2 separate regions of the Homo sapiens genome follow, and region 1 is linked to region 2. Evidence: read pairs that join two places in POLR2A ChIA-PET (ENCODE). Cell type or tissue: PC-9. All regions are shown on one strand. Links, peaks and the distances in the headings refer to the core of each region. The heading gives the core; the rest is flanking DNA. Region 1 has its middle 20 kb from the start of PNMA5. Region 2 holds the start of LOC105373372 (a long non-coding RNA gene).

Region 1 (9,096 bases), core at 380-8,379, 72 kb after region 2:
AGCAATCCTGGACCCTACATCTTCAGTTCCCTGCTTCTTTCTAACTCCTTTGTGGAGGGGTGTGGGATTTGCTCTATACTCTAAGGTTATGAACTGTTCTGAGCCTATTGATTTCACCATAATTAACCAATGGTTTAATTTCTTCTTTTCTTTTTAAATGAAGGCAAGTTTATTAGAAAAGTAAAAGAATAAAAGAATTGCTACTCCACAGACAGAGCAGCCCCAAGGGCTGCTGGTTGCTCATTTTTATGGTTATTTCTTGATGATATGCTAAACAAGGAGTGAATTATTCATGCCTCCCCTTTTTAGACCATATAGGGTAACTTCCTGACATCACCATGGCATTTGTAAACTGTCATGGCGCTGGCAGGAGTGTAGCAGTGAGAATGACCAGAAGTCACTCTCATCACCATCTTGTTTTTGGTGGGTTTGGGCCAGCTTCTTTACTGCAACCTGTTTTATCAGCAAGGTCTTTATGACCTGTATCTTGTGCTGACCTCCTGTCTCATCCTGTGACTTAGAATGTTTAACCATCTGGGAATGCAGCCCAGTAGGTCTCAGCCTCATTTTACCCAGCCCCTATTCAAGATGGAGTTGTTTTGGTTCAAATGCCTCTGACATTTCCCTGCTCCCTTTTACAAGAGAACCCTTAATCCTAAGGGTTGCAAAGGGATGAAAATCCATCTTCTGTAACTTCTTTATGCTGAACAGGGGAGATGATATTCCTACCTAACTACTGGGTCTCTTGCATTCAGGGTAGAGAGGAGTTCGGTTAGAAAGTGTCGGTATGTTGAAGGCCATTCATAACTCTTGAGTTTCAACAAAAGGTGATATCTGGAAGATTAATAAGTGTTCAGTTTAGGGAAACATTCAGTAAGCTTGTCCTGCATTCCTACACAAAGACTATAACAGCAATATATTCAACAACAGGAAAGCAAAATAAGTAAAATTATCTCTAGTAAATTAAATTAGAAAAGGCTTTCCATGAACTGGACAATTGTTGGAACCAAGTTGATATGGGGTTGCTAGCCCATCCCAATATGTGCCCAGAATTAGAATACAGATCCAGATTTTTACATCACCCATCCCTCTTCTTTCTTCTGAATAGCAGTCAGAGGTCACTGGTTTGTTCACAGGAATAAGCAGGGTTAGTCTAAATTGAAGAAAAAAGTCCCAGAACAACTGATGAGACTAGAATCTATTAACATGTGTACCACAGTGTTCGAAAGAGTTTTTCTATCTCCAGTCTCCCATTTTTATTAAAAACAAATCATGGTAAGACCAATTTACTTTCTTATACTTGGCCTGATCATTCATATAAAGTGCAGCAAGAATAATTATTTTTAAATTAGCTTTGATGGAACTCTGTTCCATCGAAAGAATCTCAGATAAGACTTTTTTTCCATTTTTTTTTGACAGAGTCTCGCTCTGTCACCCAGGCTGGAGTGCAGTGGCATGATCTTGGCTCACTGCAACCTCCCCTCCCGGGTTCAAGCAATTCTCCGCCTCAGCCTCCCAAGTAGCTGGGATTACAGGTGCCTGCCACCACACCCAGCTAATTTTTTGTATTTTTAGTAGAGATGGGGTTTCACCATCTTGGCCAGGCAGGTCTTGAACTCCTGACCCCGTGATCTACCCGCCTCCGCCTCTGCCTCCAAAAGTGCTGGGATTATAGGCGTGAGCCCTGAAGACTTTTTTTTTTTTTAAAGCCAAGCCCAGCTGTGGGTTTATACTCTCAAATACTTACGAGTTGGGTAAATTCCTCTTCTCTTGAGGTCCTAAGATAACTGGGGGCACCTGGGCCTGTGAGAAAGTGACATGCTTTACTTACCACGGGTCAGGAACCCTGTACAGGGACTGTATAGACAACCTATGAGGCCAGTTTTCCCAAGGGGCTTTTATTGGCTCTATAAGTCAAGTTTTTTTCCTTAAAGGAAAGCACCCTATTCTCGTCAAAGCCTTGGTAAAATAACCAGTTTCCCCATATGCTCCAAATTGTGTTCATAGGTGTATACTTTACTTAATTGTTAAAAGCTTTAAATAGCTCAAAAGTTTCCTTGACTCTGGAAAACAAAACAAAGGATCAGCAACATTTTAAGCAAACAGCCAAGATTACTTCAAACTTCTATTAGCGCAATACATGCAGTTAGCTCCTGTCCTGTTTGATATTCATGAACATTTCAGCTGTCCATGAGTCCTGAAAGTTTTTCCTCTATCTGAATGTCACACTCTCCAAAGTTATCAGAAAACCTGCATTTAATAACACTTGTTAGGGTTCTATAGGTGATTATAAAACCACCTTCTGAAGAGTATTAAAACAAGATAACAATTGTCTGTGGATGACAAAATTTTAGGACAGCCACTATTAAAGCCACAATGGACAAAAAAATTTTGATTACCTCTGTGGTATACAACAATTTTACATAGCAATTATAACTATTGATAACACACACTAAGTTATATCAGAATTATAGGAGCTTCCATAATTTTGGAATACATGCCAATAACATATTTATACAAACACAGCCCAAAGAAGGCCAAACACCATTTCATATTTGACAATGCTTCCTGTATGACTTTTATACCAAATAAGCCAAAAGTCACTTTTGGACTTTAGGTGACCTAATATCTAAAAGATTAATTAGGTCAGAAAAAGACATATTTTATAATTTGATTTTGGGAAGCTTGTCAAATATCAAAGGTTTAAAACACTAGATATCACAAAATAGAATCCCAGGTGACCATAAGTCATTCATTTTGCCAAAATAATAACTTAAAAAATTTTTAAAAGGCAAAACCCCTTACTCATGAAGAGGGAAGACCTAGCTTTCCAAACAATGTCTCTTTTCTTTCCCCTCTTTTCCTGTAGTTTATTTAAAAGGCAAACAAAAATCTTTCATTATTTTTTAATAAAACATGAAAATCCTGTTCAAGAGAGAAAGCCACATTTCACCCTTTCCATTAATGCACTATTGATGTTAAACCCAATTCTTAATAAAACCTTATACACAAATCTATCCAATTTTAAAGTCTCATCATAAAGTAAGATTCTTATAAACCCTTGAAAAATTTTTGTTAAAGAGCAGATGAGTGCTTTATGAAAAGCCTGTTGTGCTTTTATTCCAATGTTCAATTTACAGAAAAACTGAATACCCTTTAATGTTAGCCAATATGTTCACACACAGAATTTCTTTTACAAGATTAATTTTTCACAAACCTTCCACAACTTGCTCAAATCTTCAGCTTTTTCCTACCTAACTTAAAACAATCCTTTAACCTTCTAAAAAAAATCCACATTCTCATGCCTTCTTTTAATCTTTTACCAAAAACACATTTCACTTTCCTTACACACCTTGCTTGTAAAACTGTTTTTATTTCCCCAAAATTACTAAAGTAATGTGAACTAAAAGGCATTATGCTTTTTATTTTTCTGATAAAATATTTAAGCACTATTTTTAAGCCAATTAATCAAAGCTCTTTCATAAACATCACACACACAACACATATAAATACACAGACAGAAGAATAACCAGTAGTTGTTAAGATTTTTCATTTGCCAGTTTCTTAAGTTTCTTTTAAAAGATGCAGTTTGTAGGGCCTATTAAGCAGGCACAGCTGAAAGGCAAAAACAGATTCCCCAAAATTAAGGTCCCATTTTTATACCAGATCCTGGATCCCAAAAAGAGGGAATTAGCCCATCTCCCATGGGACCCTTATCTCTCAGTGGGGGAATATCTCCATACCTTCCAGGTGGCCAGGAGCATGCTTTTCTAATCCAAACATGCAAAGAGCCACATATTGCCTCATGACTGCCATTAGCCATCCATAAAAGTATATTTCCTACCTTGTTATTACACAGCAAAGCTCTCTTATAATGTGAAGTAATTTCTGATACCTCAAAAAGTAAAAAACGTCAGATAATGCAATGCAAAACAGAACAGAACCTTAGATTTGGAAAGGGATCTATCTGCTTTCAATTCCTTGGGTTTTACAAAGAAAACAGAGGAGGTTTTTTCCCAAAACAGGGTCTGTGGCACCTCCTCTGTTTTTCCTCAAGAAGTCCAGGCTATTAGAGCTTGAATATCCGCTTTTAATTAAGCTGACTTTTAACCATAATGCTCTTTTTAAAAAGTTCTTTTAAATTTCTTATTACCCAACTTTAGCCAGGCCAAATGACCAATATTTCTGGCTCAGAGAAAGGAAAATTCAAGACAGTTCTTGGAGGAGAAGAGAATTAAAAAATGGTAAATCTTACCCAGATATCAATCAGAAAGGACTCATTCCCTAAGCCAGGAATTGAATCCGGGCAGCCATTATAATACGGCAAAACCTTAGCTGCCGAGCTATAGCACTGGGCAGTTTCCACTCCTCTTCTCAGAAGGAGCCTAGGACAGCCAATTTTGAGCTTGCAAAAGTTTTTAACTGCTCGAGATAATGTTTAGGGCTAACTGATATGAACCCCAAAATTCCTGTTCCCTGGATGGCAGAGACCGAGAGAAGGTACTGCCACGTGTTACAAAGTCAAGCTCTCAAGGACATTTTTCAACATGTAGTCTCGGCATAAGCTGAAAGCATTCCCCTTGAGAATTGCAATGAGACAAGAATGCCCTCTCCCACCACTGCTATTCAACATAGCACTGGAAGTCCTCGCCAGAGCAATCAGGCAAGAGAAGTAAATAAAAGCATCCAAATAGGAAGAGAGGAAGTCAAACTATCTCTCTTCGCAAATGATATAATTTTAAACCAAGGAAACTCCGTAGTCTCTGCCCAAAGGCTCCTAGATCTGACAAACTACTTCAGCAAAGTTTCAGGATACAATAATCAGTAGTATTTCTAGACATCAATAACATCCAAGCTGAAAGCCCAGTGAAGAATGCAATCCCATTCACAATTGCCACAAAATGAAGAAAATGCCTATAGGGATACAGCTAACCAGGGAGGTGAAAGATCTCTACAAGGAAAATTACAAAACATTGCTCAAAGATATCAGAGATGACACAAACAAATGGAAAGACATTCCATCCTCATGAATGGGAAGAATCAATATCATTAAAATGACCATACTGCCCAAAGCAATTTGCAGATTCAATGCTATTACTATCAAACTACTAATGTCATTTTTCTCAGAATTAGAAAAAAAGCAAAACGAACAAAGCCAGAGGTATCACACTACCCGACTTCAAACTCTACTACATTTACAAAACCATATGGTACTGATACAAAACAGGCACTTAGACGAATGGAACAGGATAGGGATCCCAGAAATAAAGTGGCACACTTACAACCATCTCATCTTCAACAAAGTTGAGAAAAACAGCAATGAGGAAAGGAACCCCTATTCAGTAAATCATGCAGGAATAATTGGCTAGCCATATGCAGAAGACTGAAACAGGATCCATTTCTTTCACCATATACAAAAACCAACTCAAGAGGAATTAAAACTTAAATGTAAGACTTAAGCTATAAAAATTGTAGAATAAAATCTGGGAAATAACATTCTAGACACAGGCATTACCAGAATCTCTGGGATACATTTAAAGCAGTGTGTAGAGGGAAATTTATAGCACTAAATGCCCACAAGAGAAAGCAGGAAAGATCTAAAATTGACACCCTAACATTCACAATTAAAAGAACTGGAGAAGCAAGAGCAAACACATTCAAAAGCTAGCAGAAGGCAAGAAATAACTAAGATCAGAGCAGAACTGAAGGAAATAGAGACACAAAAAACCCTTCAAAAAATCAATGAATCCAGGAGCTGGTTTTTTGAAAAGATCAACGAAATTGATAGACTGCTAGCAAGACTAATAAAGAAGAAAAGAAAGAAGAATCAAATAGACGCAATAAAAAATGATAAAGGAGATATCACTACCCATCCCACAGAAATACAAACTACCATCAGAGAATACTATAAACACCTCTACGCAAATAAACTAGAAAATCTAGAAGAAATGGATAAATTCCTGGACACATACACCCACCCAAGACTAAACCAGGAGGAAGTTGAATCCCTGAATAGACCAATAACAGACTCTGAAATTGAGGCAATAATTAATAGCCTACCAACCAGAAAAAGTCCAGGACCAGACGGATTCACAGCCGAATTCTACCAGAGGTACAAGCAGGAACTGGTACCATTCCTTCAGAAAATATTCCAATCAATAGAAAAAGAGGGAATCCTCCCTAACTCATTTTATGAGGCCAGCATCATCCTGATACCAAAGCCTGGCAGAGACACAACAAAAAAAGAGAATTTTAGACCAATATCCCTGATGAACATCGATGTAAAAATTCTCAATAAAATACTGGCAAACAGAATCCAGCAGCAAATCAAAAAGCTTATCCACCACGATCAAGTGGGCTTCATCCCAGGGATGCAAGGCTGGTTCAACATACACAAATCAATAAATGTAATCCAGCATATAAACAGAACCAAAGACAAAAACCACATGATTATCTCAATAGATGCAGAAAAGGCCTTTGACAAAATTCAACAGCCCTTCATGCTAAAATCTCTCAATAAATTAGGTATTGATGGGACGTATCTCAAAATAATAAGAGCTACTTATGACAAACCCACAGCCAATATCATACTGAATGGGTAAAAACTGGAAGCATTCCCTTTGAAAACTGGCACAAGAGAGGGATGCCCTCTCTCACCACTCCTGTTCAACATAGTGTTGGAAGTTCTGGCCAGGGCAATCAGGCAGGAAAAAGAAATGAAGGGTATTCAGTTAGGAAAAGAGGAAGTCAAACTGTCCCTGTTTGCAGATGATATGATTGTATATTTAGAAAACCCCATCATCTCAGCCCAAGATCTCCTTAAGCTGATAAGCAACTTCAGCAAAGTCTCAGGATACGAAATTAATGTGCAAAAATCACAAGCATCCTTATACACCAATAACAGACAAACAGAGAGCCAAATCATGAGTGAACTCCCATTCACAATTGCTTCAAAGAGAATAAAATACCTAGGAATCCAACTTACAAGAGATGTGAAGGACCTCTTCAAGGAGAACTACAAACCACTGCTCAACGAAATAAAAGAGGACACAAACAAATGGAAGAACATTCCATGCTCATGGGTAGGAAGAATCAATATTGTGAAAATGGCCATACTGCCCAAGGTAATTTATAGATTCAATGCCATCCTCATCAAGTTACCAATGACTTTCTTCACAGAACTGAAAACAACTACTTTAAAGTTCATATGGAACCAAAAAAGAGCCTGCATTGTCAAGACAATCCTAAGCCAAAAGAACAAAGCTGGAGGCATCACGCTACCTGACTTCAAACTATACTACAAAGCTACAGTAATCAAAACAGCATGGTACTGGTACCAAAACAGAGATATAGACCAATGGAACAGAACAGAGCCCTCAGAAATAATACTACACACCGACAACCATCTGATCTTTGACAAACCTGACAAAAACAAGCAATGGGGAAAGGATTCCCTATTTAATAAATGGTGCTGGGAAAACTGGCTAGCCATATATAGAAAGCTGAAACTGGATCCCTTCCTTACACCTTATACAAAAATTAATTCAAGATGGATTAAAGACTTAAATGTTAGACCTAAAACCAAAAACCCTAGAAGAAAACCTAGGCAATACCATTCAAGACATAGGCATGGGCAAAGACTTCATGTCTAAAACACCAAAAGCAATGGCAACAAAAGCCAAAATTGACAAATGGGATCTAATTAAACTAAAGAGCTTCTGCACAGCAAAAGAAACTACCATCAGAGTGAACAGGCAATCTACAGAACGGGAGAAAATTTTTGTAATCTACTCATCTGACAAAGGGCTAATATCCAGAATCTACAAAGAACTCAAACAAATTTACAAGAAAAAACAACCCCATCAAAAAGTGGGCAAAGGATATGAACAGACACTTCTCAAAAGAAGACATTTATGCAGCCAAAAGACACATGAAAAAATGCTCATCATCACTGGCCATCAGAGAAATGCAAATCAAAACCACAATGAGATACCATCTCACACCAGTTAGAATGGCAATCATTAAAAAGTCAGGAAACAACAGGTGCTGGAGAGGATGTGGAGAAATAGGAACAATTTTACATTGTTGGTGGGACTGTAAACTAATTCAACCATTGTGGAAGTCAGTGTGGTGATTCCTCAAGGATCTAGAACTAGAAATACCATTTGACCCAGCCATCCCATTACTGGGTATATACCCAAAGGATTATAAATCATGCTGCTATAAAGACACATGCACACGTATGTTTATTGCGGCACTATTCACAATAGCAAAGACTTGGAACCAACCCAAATGTCCAACAATGATAGCCTGGATTAAGAAAATGTGGCACATATACACCATGGAATACTATGCAGCCATAAAAAAGGATGAGTTCATGTCCTTTGTAGGGACATGGATGAAGCTGGAAGCCATCATTCTCAGCAAACTATTGTAAGGACAGAAACCCGCATGTTCTCACTCATAGGTGGGAATTGAACAATGAGAACACTTGGACACAGGAAGGGGAACATCACACACCAGGGCCTGTCGTGGGGTGGGGGGAAGGGGGAGGGATAGCATTAGGAGATATACCTAATATAAATGACTAGTTAATGGGTGCAGCACACCAACATGGCACACGTATACATATGTAACAAACCTGCCCATTGTGCACAGGTACCCTAGAACTTAAAGTATAATTAAAAAATGCAATTCTTATAATATTCAATTTAAAAAAAAAACAAACTATCCTTTGACCCAGCAACCTCATTACTGGGTATATATCCAAAGAAATATAAATTGTTCTATGATAAAGACACCTGCACGTGTATGTTCTCTGCAGTGCTATTCAGTATAGCAAAGACACAGAATCAACCTAAATGCCCATCAATTGTAGACTGGATAAATAAAACATGGTACATATACACCATGGAATACTATACAGCCATAAAATGAATAAAATCTGTTCTTTGTAGCAACATGAATGGACTGGATGCTGTTATCCGAAGTGAATTGATGTGGGAAGGTAAAAGCAAATACCACATGTTCTCACTTATAAGTGGGAGGTAAACACTGAGTACACATGGACATAAAAAAGGGGACAATAGACACTGG
Region 2 (9,096 bases), core at 509-8,508:
GTTTCCTTCCTCAGCTCCAGTGCCACTTCAGTCTCTGCTGTCCCTGCTGATAGGAAGAGCAACAGCACAGCAGCCCAGGAGGATGCAAAGGCAGACCCAAAGGGGTAAGGCATGAGCAGACAGTGCTGAACTTCTGGGGTGGAGAGAGGCAGCTTGGGCTGTGTGTCCATTGGCCTTTGGCTGGGAAGGTGAGGCCAGCAAGGTTTGTGAGCTGGCCTGAGGCACATAGCAAGGGCAGAAGCCCCAACCAGAACCCTCTGGCTTCTGGGGCCAGGGAGCTTTCCACTAAACTGTTGCCTTGGCCAGGAAATACATCATAGTCAGAAAGGGTCTTTCAGTCAGCAACCACTCTGACAGCAACTGCCTTTTGCTGGAGGCTGGAGCATGCAGACAAATCAGAAACACCTCTGCCCTCCAGGAACTCTCAGGCAGGGGGTGGGCAAAGGCTGGTCCAGATTAGAGCAATACATGAGCGCTAGAGCAGGGGAAGGGGGCTTCATGGGGACTGTATGTAGCTGGATGTGGTCAGCGATGAGTGTCCTTGTTGGGGAGTGCTGGAAGAGGAGGCTCAGTGAACTAGGTAGGGCTTGATTGGCCTCTTGTACTGTGATATTGGAGTCCACTGTGTGCACAGCCCTCTACTCACAGTGTCTCATACGGTTCTCCTCACAGTCTCTCAAAGGTTTATGCCTAATTACAACAAAACCCAAAAGCCTGGAGCCTAGGTCTCTGTGCCTCCTGGGAAGGATAGTGCTCCGAAGAAAACAGCCGCAGCTGAGATAGAGTGATGGCAGTGAGGAGGGTACTACTTAGGTGGGTGGAAAAGGCAACTCAGGCGATCTCCTCTAAAGAGGAGAAGGAGCCAACTCTAGAAAGAACACGGTGGAGAGAGCTATAGATAAGGAACCACAAACCAACTAACCCTGAGGTGGGAACATGCTTAGCATGTTCCAAAGGACAGAGTGGCTGGAGCTTGGCCAGTGAGGAGGGCCACAGATGGAGCAGGGCCTTGGTAAGCCATGGTTAAGAGATTGGATCTTATTTCAAGTTTTAAGCCAAAGGGGAGTCTCATGTGATTTAGGTGTTTAAAAGGTGAATGCATGTTTGCATTTTCATACCACATTGCTGTTGCTTTTTTACTTAAACCAAGATGCTGGGGGCTGGGGTGGGCAATGGATATCTAAGGTATGAGGCCTTATTGTGTTTCTTTTCTCATTCGAATTGCACTGACAATTAACAATCAGAGTGAAAACAACAGCTGACACCAATACTGTGCTGTGCTAGGTGCCTTACAGCCTTCCCAGCAACTTGTGAGATGGGTAAGGTGGGAAACTGAAGCATAGAAAGATTAAGTGACTTAGCCAAGGCCTTACAAGTGGCAGAACTGAGTTCCAAGGGAAGAGGCTCTAAGAAAATCCTCAGGAGAAACTACGAAAAACTAGTTTATGAAATCTTGTCTTTGGAGCCTAGTCTCAAGACCCAGAATCAGTAACTTACAGCTGGTTAACATGGTTAACATGCTGTGTGATCTCACCTTAATTTTCCCCAAACGTGGAAAAGGATAAGGCTTCTTATTATGCAACTTGACAGAGGAGAAAATTGAGGGACTCACTCCTGTAATGAACACACTTAGGAACAGAGCCCAGATCCAGCCAACTCTAGAGCCAGGCTCACGCTACTTTCCTCTGATGTTTAAACGTCTGCAAAATCAGAGGTGTTTTTTTTTTTTTTTTTTTTTTTTGAGACAGAGTTTTGCTTTGTCGCCCCAGCTGGGGTGCAGTGGCGCAATCTCGACTCACTGCAACCTCTGCCTCCTGGGTTCAAACGATTCTCCTGCCTCAGCCTCCTAAGTAGCTGGGATTACAGGCACATGCCACCACGCCCAGCTAATTTTTATATTTTTACTAGGGATAGGGTTTCACTGTGTTGGCCAGGCTGGTCTCAAACTCCTGACATCAAGCCATCCACCCATCTTGGCCTCCCAAATTGCTGGGATTACAGGCGTGAGCCACTGTGCCTGGCCAATACAAACTTTCTTGATTACAGTGTTTCACAACTCTGGCTGTACTTGAGAATCACCTAGGAAGTACTGAAATACACTGTTGATGAAAAAGGCCATACTCTGTAAAATATTTGAAGAAATTCTGAGCCAAATGTTAGGACTATGACCCGTGACACAGCCTCAGGAGGTCCTGAGAGCATGTGCCCAGGGTGGTTCACTTACAGCTTGGTTTTTTATGTTCTAGGGAGACATAAGACATCAATCAATACATGTGAGGTATACATTAGTTAGGTCCAGAAAGGCCTAGGTATACATTAGTTAGGTCCAGAAAGGCCGGACACCTCAAAGCTGGGAGTGTGGTGGGGGTGGGGGTGGGGGTGGGGTTCCAGGTCATAGGTGGATTCAGAGATTTTCTGATTGGCAATTGGTTGAAAGAGTTGTTATTCTCTAAAGACCTGGAATCAATAGAAAGGAGTGCCTGGGTTAAGATAAGGGGTTGTGGAGACCAGAGTTCTTATATAGGTGAAGTCTCATAAGTGGCCGCCCTTAGAAGCAATAGATGGCCAATGTTTCTTATTCAGACCTTTAAAAGGTGCTAGACTCTCAGATCAGAAAAAGTCCTGGAAAGGGAAGGAGATTCTCTACAGAATGTAAATTTCCCCCAGGAGAGACAGCTTTGCCAGGTCATTTCAAAATATGTCAAAAAATATATTTTGGTGTAAAATACTTCAATTTCTTTCATTACCTGCTGTCTGTCATGTGATGCTATACTAGAGTCAGGTTGGAATTTGGCATATTATTGCTTCAAGGAGTCTGTTTTGTCAGTCTGAATATCTCTCTCAATGTTAATACTGGTCAGTTGGGCATGAATTCCAAAGGGAGGAGAATATATTGAGGCATGTCTGACCTTCCCCTTTCTCATCATGACCTGAACTAGTTTTTCACGTTGTGTCCCCTTGGCTGAGAGAAGTGTCCATTCATTCAGCTGGGGAGCTTAGAATTTTATTTTTGGTTTACAACACAACAAAAACTTCCCGAAGTCCCAGGTAGAGATTTGGATTTTATTTTTCTGGGGTGGGTCTCCATCATGTGTCTTTTTCAAAGCTCCCCAGTTTGTTCTCCTTCCAGGCTAGGTCGAGAACCATCGTTCTCAGGTAGTGGTTCTGACCCAGGGGCATCTCCCAAAGCTTCCAGCCTGCTACGATACAATGTCTGGAGCCATTTTTGGTTGTCAAAACTGGGAGTGGGAGACACTACTGGCTTCTTATATGCAGAGATCTGGGATGCTGCCCCACATCCCCCAACACACACCATAGAATTATGGGGTTCAAAATGGTAATAGTGCTAAGGTTGACAAACCTTGCTGTAGAGCCTTGACGATCTATTTGGGAAGACAGCAGGGACGGAAAAGAAAAAGGGATGGCACAGAACCACACCCCTCACCTTCCCCGAAATCTGGGTAGCGGGCACAGGACGTGTGCGCCTGCGCGAATGCGCGCTCGCCACCAGCGTACGCGACGCGTGCGCGCCTGTGCACCTCGGCGAGCACGCGCCCGTAGTGAGTACGCCTGCGTAGGCCGCCATTTCTTGAAGCCCCGAACTCGGTCGCAGTGCCCGCCGGGAAAATGCGACCGTCCACAAAGTGAAATGGCCGCCCGGGACGAGCTCGGCCTCGGCGGGGATTCTCTTGAGGCCATGCCCGTGCCGGCCGCCAGAGGTCGCCCGAGGATCACGAATGGGCCCGAGGAGCTGGCTGCCCCTTCCCCCGCGTAAGGTCTGAAGCCGCGGCCAGAGTGGCTTTGGGGTGACCGCGCGTGGACCGTCGCCGGCGGGAGGAAGCGCGGTCCCGCGAGGGGCCGAACGGGGCCCCTGCGGCTTGAGCTTGTTTCGCAGGGAGCCCTGGGGCCATGGCCTCTGGGACACTGGACACGGGTCGTCAGGGCTGCCCAGGGGGAGGGGGTGTGGACGTGCAGACAGGGAAGGCAGCTGGACCCTCCAACCACGCTGGGCCCTCGGGCTGACCGGGGCTGGTCTGTGGGGCAGTGAGGAGGGGCTTCGTTCCCTAGGAGTTTGATGAGGGAGCGCCATGGGGGTGGCGTCATCCTGACATCCCGCAGGGCAGTGGAGCCTTACTTTCCCTAGGTTACAACACAGTTTTAACTGTCCCAAACTGTGGGGACTCCGCCCTATTCCATCTTGGGCCGCTCCATCACACTACAGGGAGAGGCGGTATAGTATAGTGGTTGAGAGCCTGGACTCTGGTGCTTTGGGTTCCAGTCCAAGCTCTGTCACTTACAAGCACCGTGACCTTGGGCATGTTACTCATCTTCTCTGTGCCTCAGGTTCCTCACGTGCGGAATAGTGGTAATCATACCTCCTACCATATAGGGTTGTTGAAATGGCCAAATCGGTTTGTATATGTAAAGCCTGTAGGACATTTAAACCTGCGAGCTAAGTGAAGCAGCACCAGAGGAATATCTCCTCCTCTCAGAGGTGTTCAGGGACACCTGGAAAGCTAACTTAACCAGCTTTATTGGTTTGATTTCATTTGACATGACACGATATCTCATCTTCTTCCTACTAAACTTTTGTCATCAAATTTTCCATCTAGAACATGCTGTTTTCCTCATTATGTTGCAAGCATGGGCTTCTCGTTTATATTTTTTCTGCATGAGGATCAGGTGAAGTTTAGGCACCACATTTCCTCACCACTGGCAACCGTTGTTGGCCAGTGGAGGCAGTACAAGGGTGGAAGTGTCAGCTGGGTGCAGTGGCTCATACCCACCTGTAATCCTATACTTTGAGAGGCCGAGGCGGGAAGACCACTTGAGTTCCGGGGATTGAGATCAGCGTGGGCAACGTAGTGAGACCTCATCTCTACAAATATTATCTATATCTATATATGTATATGTATATGTATATCATATATATGATGTATATCTCATATATATATGTTTTTGAAACAATGTTTCACTTCTGTCGCCCCAGACTGGAGTGCAATGGGGTGATCTCGGCTTACTGCAACCTCTACCTCCTGGGCTCAAGTGATTCTCCTGCCTTAACCTCCCAAGTAGCTGGGACTACAGGCACACACCACTGCACCTGGCTTATTTTTGTAGAGAGGAGTTTTTGCCATGTTGCGCAGGCTGGTCTCAAACTCCTGACCTCAACTGATCCACCCACTTCTGCCTGCCAAAGTACTGAAATTACAGGCGTGAACCACTACGCCGGGACTACAATTTCCGTTTTTTAAAAGAATGGAAGTGTGTAGATTATGGTTGTGTTAGGAGTTGACAGTGGCTGTATTAGGCTACTGGATCTTTGGTCCAATTACACTCAGAAGGAAAGGCTTCAGAGAAATTAATCCAAAATCCAAAATCCCGTTGGTCACCATCCCCTATGTTACCTTGCCTATCTCTAACCACTTGACTTCCAGGAAGTTCATGAGGAGCTCGGACAGGATAGCTGGGAAGTAATTCCCCTGGATGTTACATTGTCCAGCAGAGCTTCCTGTGAGTGTTTGCCTAAGATTTCCTTTTTATGACCCACATAGGTCATATGTCCTAAAATCACAGTGGCCCTGCCACAGGCCTAGGAAAGAAGAAGCCTTGTTCATCCATTTGTCCCTGTGTCACAATAGAGCCCAAATTTCTCTTTGTGGATAATCCTGGCTCTATCCACAGACTTGGTGAGGGCAACCTCTACTAGTGTATTTCTACAGAGGACGTGGGACAGGACGGGACTCTGATTAAATCCATAGTAAAGCTAACTCAGGGCTACCACAGTAGGGAGACAAGCTCTTCAGGCCTTGTATGTTTGTCTTTGGCTCAAGCAAGCATGTCACTGACAGAGATTGAATGGGTGTGTCAGGGCACCCTGCTGGCAACCCTGGGACTGGTGTTACCTGTGCAGACCACTTTTGGATCTGCATGGGCTGCAGCAGACCCTAAGGGTGGAAGCAGCACAGAGAAGCACAGGCCCAGTGGGATGGTTCCCCACAGTTACTGTGTGGCGTCACACTCACTTGCCTGCAGTTCTGCCTGGTGCAGCTGGAGGTGGCAATTAGCTTGTTGTGCCTGCTGGAGAATTTTAGTTCCCTTGACCTCCACCTGAGGCTGAAGAATCATGTTGCTTTCAGGGCATACTTTCCAAAAAGTGTGGCCTCTGTTGGCCTTGTTATTCCAGCTTGAAGGCAGGAAGCCTGCCTAGACAAAGTTAACTCCTATATACAAAGAGTCCCAGGGTAGTTTGTAGCGTGTTCTTGTCTCGGGGTAGCCCCCACCAGCTATTGAAGGTAGGCTGGTGATGTTGGGAAGGTTATATTCAGAGTGAGCTAGGATCGAGGTGATGGCGAAGTAGATTTTCATTCTGAAATGCTGGGCTCACTCTCTTAGTAGCCCAACTTGGTGTTTGCCCCTGGCCTAGTAGACTCTGGAAGCAGTACCTTGCACCTCGGTGTGGGGCTGGTGATGGGAGGGGTGTGGAAGTGGAGGATCAGCTAGCAGCCTCTTTCCCACGGTACCCAGATTGGAGGGTGCAGTGCAATCATGGGGTGAGGCCAGGGAGGACCCCTGAAGAGCTCGATGCCTGAGACATCTGGGGGAAGCCCTGTCCTTCTTGCTGGATTCAGGGGTGGCAAAAGCCAAAAATTGGAGGGCCAGGTGCAATGGCACATGCCTGTAATCCCTGCACTTTGGGAGGCCAAGGCAGGAGGATCGCTTGAGACCAGCCTGGGCAACATGGTGAAACCTTGTCTCTACAGAAAAAAAAAAAAATACAAAAATTAGCTGGGCGTGGTAGTGTAGACCTGTAGTCTCTGCTACTCAGAAGGCTGAGACAGGAGGATGGCTTGAGCCCAGGAGGCAGAGGTTGCAGTGAGCCGAGATGATGCCACTGCACTCCAGCCTGGGCGACAGAGTGAGACCCTGCCTCCAAACAACAACAATAAAAACATCGGAGGCTTCGGCTTCATCTATTACACATGGAGGCCTGTTCAGTGAGAAGGGAGCAGCGATGCTGGGCTCCTGCCAAGGAGGAGACTGTCTGCTCCCTGGAATTGGGGCTGTGCCTGGCTCCTTTCTGCCCCGCTTTCAGGGATATGAGTCCCTCCAAGTCCACAGGAGGTGACAGCCAGCTTGCGTCCTGGGGCTGAGGCAGGGTTAGTTTCAGAGCACTTTTTTCATAAGGGTGCTTATTCTTCTTCAGGGCCTTGGCTGATTATGAGGGGAAGGATGTGGCCACCAGGGTCGGAGAGGCCTGGCAGGAGAGGCCTGGAGCTCCAAGAGGTGGCCAAGGAGACCCAGCTGTACCCGCTCAGCAACCTGCAGATCCCAGCACCCCAGAGCGGCAGAGCAGCCCCAGCGGATCTGAGCAACTTGTCAGACGAGAGAGTTGTGGCAGCAGGTAAGGGCTGAGCTGCAGTGGGCTCTGCCTCTGGAGCCCATGTTTTTGTTGAGGTCTGCGACCCACATGGGAACCACTTCCCCACACCCTGTGCCAATACCCGACACATTGCACACCCAGGCTCCTGTTCTGTGAGTGGGTCATGGTGATTCCCTGGTCCTAGAGCAGTGTCATCAGGCTTCTTGTGGCTCAAGGAGCTGGGAGGGGACTGTGATAGGAGGATGTGTCTGTCCCCAGGTGTGAGAAGCCCTGGCTAATTCCCAATGCATGGGGCAGGAAGGAAGGCTGTCTCTCAGAGTACAGGTGCTCTACAGGTGGGGGTCCTGGGCAGAGTGAGGGCTATTTGTGTGGGTAAAATGCCATTGTCAGAGAAGGACAGAGTGTGAAAGAGCAAAAAAACAGGAGGGTAAAAGTGCAAAAGTGACAGAGTGAAGCAGAGAGAGAGAGGCCAGAGGGAGAGAAAGGGAGCATGTGTGAGCAGGCATGAGAGAGTGACACAGGATGTGACTGGCCATGTGTTGGTGTGTGCCACTGTGCATGAGCAAGAGGACAAACGTGCCTGTTACTGGAGCTGACCATGTGGCATTGGTGTGAGAGTTTCAAGTCAGGCTCTCTTGAAGGCATCTTGCCTGCCAGCGCAAACACTGCATGTCCTTGCAGCTCTGGACACGTCAACAGGCCAGTGATTCCAGGGGTGCAAAGCGAACAGTTTCTTACACAAGACAGAAATGTAGAAGGAGAGAGCTAAGACTCATATTGCCCCGAGAGAGGAGCTAGTGGAATCCAGCAGGGCATCTGCTGTGGGGAGCAGGTGGAGCCTGGGGTTCCTTTTGCAGGGATGAAAGAAACACAGTCATCTGCCTTCTTTGTTCTGGGGCTTCTTGTACCACAGAGGTTCCATAATTATTAATAGTTAGGTTATTTTTAGGGCCTAGCTCAACTGTTAGATAACAAGTTTTACCTTCTAAGAATATCTAGCCCATCTTTGATTCCTTGGCTCCAGGCCCTGGAGGGTCCCAGTCCAAAAACAGAGTGAACAACTTTGGACTTGCTGTCACATTGTGTGGCTTCTAGAACTAGTCAGTGTTCCATGCAGAAGGGGTATAAAAAGTGAGGCTTGTGGATGAAGGAGGAGGCGAGTGGTTCTGGGTTTTGTTTTCGTTTTGCGGGGGAGTGTCAGGAAAGGCTTTCTTTACAGGGAGAGTGATGTTGGAGCTGGGTTTGGAAGGCTGAGGGAGATTTTGCCAGATGTGCCAGACGTGCTTGGGAAGGCATTCCGAGTGGAGGCTCACAAAGTGTATAGGGAACATCCAGTCAGGTAGCCATCACAAAGGAGGGTTAATCCAGCCTGGCTTGGCAGGAAGCACCAAGTAGGGGCTGGGCAGGCACCTGCTCCTAGGCTGAGGAGTGTGACCCACATCCTGAGGGCCTTGGGAGCCACCGATGGTTTTCCTGCAGGAGAGTGCCACAGCCAGACTCGAGTCCAAAGAAGATCCCTCCATTGCCCTGTGGAGGACCAGGCCAGGGGAGTATACGACGAGACAAGGCAGGAGGCCATATTGGAGACTGTTTGCTTACACCAGGGGCAAGGTGATGAGGCTGCAAGTATTTTTGAATTATTAAAGGTAAAAGCGGGCTTGGCGTGGTGGCTCACACCTGTCATCCCAGCACTTTGGGAGGCCGAGGTGGCA

The links. Peaks named below come from ENCODE experiments on the same cell type or tissue, not always from the same donor. Only the 100,000 strongest peaks of a DNase experiment are listed, where the experiment ranks them.
Region 1: POLR2A ChIA-PET joins it to region 2 with 5 read pairs; 3 of 35 experiments call an interaction of 5 or more read pairs at or near these places.

What each region holds. Positions count from the first base shown.
Region 1 is chrX:153,010,052-153,019,147 of GRCh38, forward strand. No RefSeq gene overlaps it. Among named protein-coding and RNA genes, the nearest start is that of PNMA5, 20 kb to the left of the region's middle. In PC-9, for the core only: no CTCF peak of the experiment used is centred there; no DNase peak of the experiment used is centred there; H3K27me3 peaks cover 6,217 bases.
Region 2 is chrX:152,938,060-152,947,155 of GRCh38, forward strand. It overlaps ZNF185 (zinc finger protein 185 with LIM domain), which reads left to right. Exons shown (of 25, transcript NM_001395254.1): 17 at 15-104; 18 at 7,208-7,405. LOC105373372 (a long non-coding RNA gene) reads right to left here and starts at 3,514. Exons shown (of 3, transcript XR_007068369.1): 1 at 3,362-3,514. RefSeq lists enhancers at 3,407-3,456, 3,507-3,596. In PC-9, for the core only: CTCF peaks have their summits at 3,721 (motif pointing right) and 3,921; a DNase peak (open chromatin) is centred at 3,602; H3K4me3 peaks cover 1,819 bases.